2 separate regions of the Homo sapiens genome follow, and region 1 is linked to region 2. The links are chromatin contacts, found by Hi-C or POLR2A ChIA-PET in ENCODE. All regions are on one chromosome and are shown on one strand. Each heading gives the region's core, a stretch centred on a gene start or an enhancer-like site at or near the end of the contact. The rest is flanking DNA. Distances are from core to core; before and after follow the strand shown.

Evidence for each region. Hi-C counts contacts between places; a loop is a spot of excess contacts on that map. ChIA-PET counts read pairs that join two places held with the same protein, here RNA polymerase II (POLR2A). Pooled maps may share reads with other maps.
Region 1: a loop to region 2 is called in a pooled map, with 5 times the contacts of the local background. The contact joins the enhancer-like site here to the promoter of CORIN in region 2. A Hi-C loop is called at or near these places in 1 of 37 single-sample maps with no recorded cell type and 10 of 50 pooled maps. POLR2A ChIA-PET finds 5 or more read pairs at or near these places in 1 of 52 experiments (activated T-cell).

What each region holds. Positions count from the first base shown.
Region 1 is chr4:48,035,357-48,038,219 of GRCh38, forward strand. NIPAL1 (NIPA like domain containing 1) reads left to right here. Exons shown (of 6, transcript NM_207330.3): 6 at 206-2,863. The coding sequence ends at 816. Among named protein-coding and RNA genes, the nearest start is that of NIPAL1, 20 kb to the left of the region's middle. RefSeq lists enhancers at 1,317-1,576, 1,597-1,656. Within about 2 kb of position 1,540, at least 5 of the 41 ENCODE cell types and tissues checked have a DNase peak (open chromatin) inside an H3K27ac peak, as active enhancers do.
Region 2 is chr4:47,836,728-47,839,476 of GRCh38, forward strand. It overlaps CORIN (corin, serine peptidase), which reads right to left and starts at 1,340. Exons shown (of 22, transcript NM_006587.4): 1 at 1,160-1,340. The coding sequence starts at 1,222. The region is part of intron 1 of LOC101927179 (a long non-coding RNA gene); the gene reads left to right.

The DNA.
Region 1 (2,863 bases), core at 290-2,789, 200 kb after region 2:
TAGTGGTATTGGTGAGATTTAAATGATATGTTTGTGAAAATCCTTTGTAAAATATTGAGAACTATGCAATAGAATGTTGTTTTTAATTTGATCTCACTTCTATTTCTAAAATACCTATGCTCTTAAACTCATGACTAACAAGATTTCAGAAAGGTATAATCCTGTGAGCATTTTCTAAAGTCAAATTCTTTTCTCCTTCTAACAGGGTTTATTTCCTTTGCTGTGATCATAACTGTGATCTCCTTGGTGCTGATTTTGATTGTGGCTCCCAAGAAAGGACAGACCAATATATTGGTTTATATTTCAATCTGTTCCTTGATTGGAGCGTTTTCAGTTTCTTCTGTGAAAGGCCTGGGAATTGCCATTAAGGAGCTGATAGAATGGAAGCCAGTTTACAAACATCCGCTGGTCTTTGTTTTGCTGGCTGTACTTGTGCTTTCAGTAACTACACAGATTAACTATCTCAACAAGGCACTGGACACCTTTAATACCTCTCTTGTGACACCCATTTATTATGTATTCTTCACATCCATGGTAGTGACTTGCTCTGCCATCTTATTCCAAGAGTGGTATGGCATGACAGCTGGAGATATCATTGGGACCCTGAGTGGATTCTTCACTATTATCATTGGCATCTTCCTTCTACATGCTTTTAAAAATACTGACATTACTTGGAGTGAGCTTACATCCACTGCTAAGAAAGAAGCCGTCTCTCTGAATGTCAATGAAAACAATTATGTTTTACTAGAGAACTTGGAGTGTTCAGCCCCAGGATACAATGATGACGTTACCTTGTTTAGTAGAACTGATGACTGAAGTCTCTAGAAACACTGAGTTTTAACCAATATGAGACACACGAAGAGGAAAATGAATGCTTGCTTCTTGGAAGAACTGCTAGGAAAGTTAGCATTTTTGCAGTTCTAACTAATTTAGATGTGAGGCCAAGTAAAAATGCCATTTTTTTGGCCATTGAATTTGAAAATCAAATTGATTATCCTCCAGAATCTCTACAAACTTTGAAATACTCTCTAAGGATCAAAGAAGTCAAAGAGCTATGTGTGTCTCAGAATAATCTCCTTCTTCTGGTCACAGTATCTTTGTCTCTGCCAGGTGGCTCTTCATTTCTTTGGTAGCTATTTTTAGACTTACAGTCATTCACCAATATACAGTTAGCAGTGTTCTGATAGACACAGTATCAGTCATATTCTCCGTTGAGTCATAATTTCAAACTCAACAAGATTTCAGAAAGGTATAATCATGTAATTTCTCATATTAAAACTGAGAAGAGAGGCCAGGCATGGTGGTTCACACCTGTAATCCTAGCAGTTTGGGAGGCCAAGGCGGACAGATCACTTGAGCTCAGGAGTTCGAGACCACCTTGGGCCACAAGGCGAGACCCTGTCTCTACAAAAAATACAAAAATTAGCCAGGCGTGGTGGCACATGCCTGTAGTTCCAGCCACCCGGGAGCCTGAGGTGGGAGGATTGCTTGAGTCTGCGAGGTTGGGGCTGCCGTGAGCCCAGATTGCGCCATTGTGCTCCAGCCTGGGTGACAAAGCAAGGCCCTGTCTCAAAAAAGAAGAAGAGAAAGGGCCAGGGGCTTTTGCTTTAAAAAACTTTTTTTAAAACAGAAGTGAAACCACGGGTGCTTTGTTCTTCCTTCTGCACCTCCTTCTTAAACTAGATAGCTAATTAGTTATTTTAAGAAAAAAGAAATTTAAAAAAAAGCCTGCTTTATTTGTTAGTGGGCTAGAATACACAAGACATACCCACCCATGAAGAGTTTATGAATTGTAACTTATTGACATTATCATAGGAATTTACTACCAGTTAAAGAGGGAGAACGGAGGAAGAGAAAAATACTTCAGATAAAGGAAAAAGTTTTCTTCTCACAAAAACACAGACACGTGATTGTTTTCACAGGTTCCATTAATTAACTCAGGTCTGGAAGACATAGGACAAAATGGAGTTTCTGAAGAAGTCCAGGTGAATTCAGCTTTGGAGTCACTTATGTTCATTTTTTTTCCTTTTCTTTTACTATTATCCTAAAGGTTATTTTTCTTGTTGATATAGAGATTTTTGTAAAAGATTGCTACATTATTTCAGGATTATATCCTACATTTCGATTGCTCTCAAATGTTTTATCCCTAAAGAGTGAGTTTTCCACAGACTGTTTGGAAGCAACTAGAAAAATCTTTGTGAAAAATCTGAACAAATTATCATAATGGCTCTCTTGAAATTTTGCACTTTCACCCTTATTAAGGAAATTATAATTAGTTACTAACCTTTAAAAATAGATATATTCTAATAGGATAGAAAGTTAACTTCCTGGCAAACAAAATACTAAGATCTCAGGGGCTACTGCAGGAAAATACCTTTTTCGCACATTAAAATGTTTATAAAATTTTCCCCTCTCATTTCAAATGCATGGCAGGAATAACATTTTTGGTGGTCTTTAATGTGATGGACAGATTTACTGTCACTTATTGATTTTATGGAAAATAAATTGGCTATCTTATTTTTATAACAATCTTATTTTTCTCAAAACAAAAATCCTAACCAAAAAGTTGTCATTAAAAAAAAAAAAATTCAGGTAGACTGAATGTTTTTCTGCTCTAACCTTAAATGTTATTAGGTTTGGTTTTTGTTTCTAAGCTACTTCAAGACTACCTGAGGTAATAATGGTAAACTTTATTATTCAGAATTCGATTAAACTAACTTCAGCATTTCCACAGTTCTATTAAACAATGACTGATGTTCACAATGACAACCTACCTGAGATGGCTGCAAGGCCCTAATGTTCCATTATACATTATAGTCTTTTCAGCATAGTTTAGTGTTGAGTGCAATTCTAATGCATTCTA
Region 2 (2,749 bases), core at 90-2,589:
CCCAGGAACCGGGAGCCGTGCAAAAAGCGCGTACACTGCCATCCACTGGCCCCGAGCAGGTAGTAGCAGGAGTGAGGCGCCTGCCACGGGAGCTCAGGAACTGGGTCCCAGTAAGATCCGACAAGACACCACCTCCCTTCCGCCCGCACAGCCTGCCCTCTCTGCCTGCAGCTAGCGTCACCGGTCGGTCCCCGATTCGGAGCAGCTGGGACCCTCGCGGTAGCAAGCGGATTCCGGGGCCCTAATGACACCGAAGGAGAGGGGCAGCCGCAAATTAGACCTTCTTCCTGGGGGCTCAGGCCAGTAGGGACTGTCCGTGGTGCCCTTCCCTTTCTTTCTCCTCCTGAACGAGAGCCAACGCTGCCCCTTCCCAGGACTGGATCTGAGCCAACCAAATCCTACAGCGCAGAGCCTGCGCCCCCGGCGGCCAGCCCTCCTGTGCCTAGGCAGGTTCACGCCGGAGAAAGTTTGCACGCAGGGACCTACAAGTTCCCAGCACTCTGCAAGAGGGCCAGTTCTGGGATGCCAGCACTTAGGACGGGCGAGTGATCCCCAGGCACCAACTGGGGGCCGGGGAACCAAGCGCGAGCCCGGGCTGTGGAGGGACCGACACCCAGGCGCTCGCAGCTGGGGAAGGGGGCTTACGTCTGGGGCAGGCAAGACTGCTGCACAGTCCCTCCAGCCACCCGGCGCCCGAGACGCCGGCGCAGACAGGAAGCTGTAGATCCCCGAGGGGCTGGCTCCGACAGCTCCACCTGCAGCCTCCCCTGCCGCCAGTGTGCAGCCAAGTCCACTAGATGCTTGGAGGGCACCGTGCGGAGGAGGGACTCTGCAGGAAAGGTGGCATCACCCCCGGCATGGAGACCGGGGTCTCCGGATCGAGCCGACTCGAACACTGAAGGAAACCCTGCCCATGACCCTGGGAGGGTCTCGGACGCCGGGCGACCGGGGTGGTGGTCGGGACCAGGGCCGTGCGCCTGGGAACTGGGTGCAGGGCGCTGAGCGCGGAACTGTCAGAGCGGGAGCTCACCGGCGGCTGGGGAAGGAGGTGGCATCGGGCGGAGGAGAGGACGGGGGCGGGAGGGGCTGACCCTGAATTCACCGGGACTAAGAGGCCATCACACCTGGCTGCGGTAGGACAGCGAATCATCGATCTTACCGGCTTTGGGGACCCGGCTCTGCGGCAGCGCTCTTCCGGAGCGAGGGCAGGAGACTGTTTCATGGATAAAAAGTCTCGCTTATTCTTCTGTCCACTTTTATCTTGGTCGCTTTTCTCTCCTCTACGTGTCCCCCGGGGAGGCACTACGGATGATTTTCTCCAAGCTCAAGAGAGACAAACTGAACTTTAAGCGCCAGGGGCCCCATATTTTGTCTGCTCTACAGATCCCACCCGCGGGCCACACCCTCCCTTCACTCCCGTCTCTGGGTCCCACCCATAATAACCCGTAATGACAGATCCTCCGTGTCCCCACCTCTTTGCATTCAAAGAAGTTATTCTTCAGGGGCATATGGAAAGTCAGTTTCTGCTGGTCTCCCTCAAAAACTTACACTCCACGAGGGCAGCAGAAAAGGACAGGACGATTAAGTTTAAGTTGTGGAAGACTGGTTGGGAGCAAAAGAGTTACTTTTCTCCAAATTTGCCATATCACATCGAAAGCATTTTCTTTTAACCAGAGTGTAGCCAATCAAAATTAACTGCAGGCGCTGGCAATTAAAGAACAAGTTTATCTCAAAAAAGGTTTAACGTTTGGAGGCCATTATTTGCATCAGGCATATGGAAACTTGCGTTCTGTTAGGTATGCTGAAGAAACTGCTTTTGCCAGACTGCCTGAGTCTTTGCTGAGGCTGCAGGGACAAGGGAGAACCCCACCCTGACTGCTTCCAAAACCCTAGTTCCTGATTTCCTGCAGAGGGCACCTACAGGCTGAACCTAAAAGGCGAACAAATTCCTGCCTGTCATTCAAAAGCAGCTACCTTTTCTAAGGCAGCGTCAAGGAGGGCACTGGAGGTACTCAACACAGTAATGATTACTTTACCAAGTCCAAGGCAATTGTCAAATGTGGCAAAGAAAAACACTTCATTGGGTTTTTCTTAGAAATGATTTTTCATCCAATTTCAATCAAGATCTTAATGGAAATTTTGAAAATTACTCATGAGGTTATTTAATAAATCCATCCCCATTATTTAAAGAAAGCCATGTAAAGACAACAAAATATGGGCCAAGCACTTGTTCTTGAACATTATTGCTGAGAAAAAAATATGCATTTGTAAAATGGGGGGGGCAGTATTTTGTTTCTGAAGTGAGATCAAATGTAGAAAATATTGCATATGTATAGTAAAATGACTGAAACACTGATTCCATGTTATTCTAACATCCGATTTGTAAACCAGTATCTGACAAATTTATCATAATTCACAATAATTCAGTTCATATTATGTGGCAGGTGTCATACTAAGCACTTTACATGTATTCTTTCAGTTCCACCAACTACTCTGAGGAAGAAGCTATTATTTTTATTTTAGAGATAAGAAAGCAGATTCAGGGAGCTGAAGTGAAGTAACCAGCCTACGCAAGCTAGCAAGAAGCTGAGCTGGGATTCCCCCGAGGCAGTGACTTCTGGATTGTGTTCTTACTAAGATACTACCTCATCACACACCATCACCGCAGTGCCAGTCTGGGAATCAAGAACTGTGAGCAAATCACATAGTCTTTCTGGGCCACAGTTAACTCAGCCTATAACATAAGGGC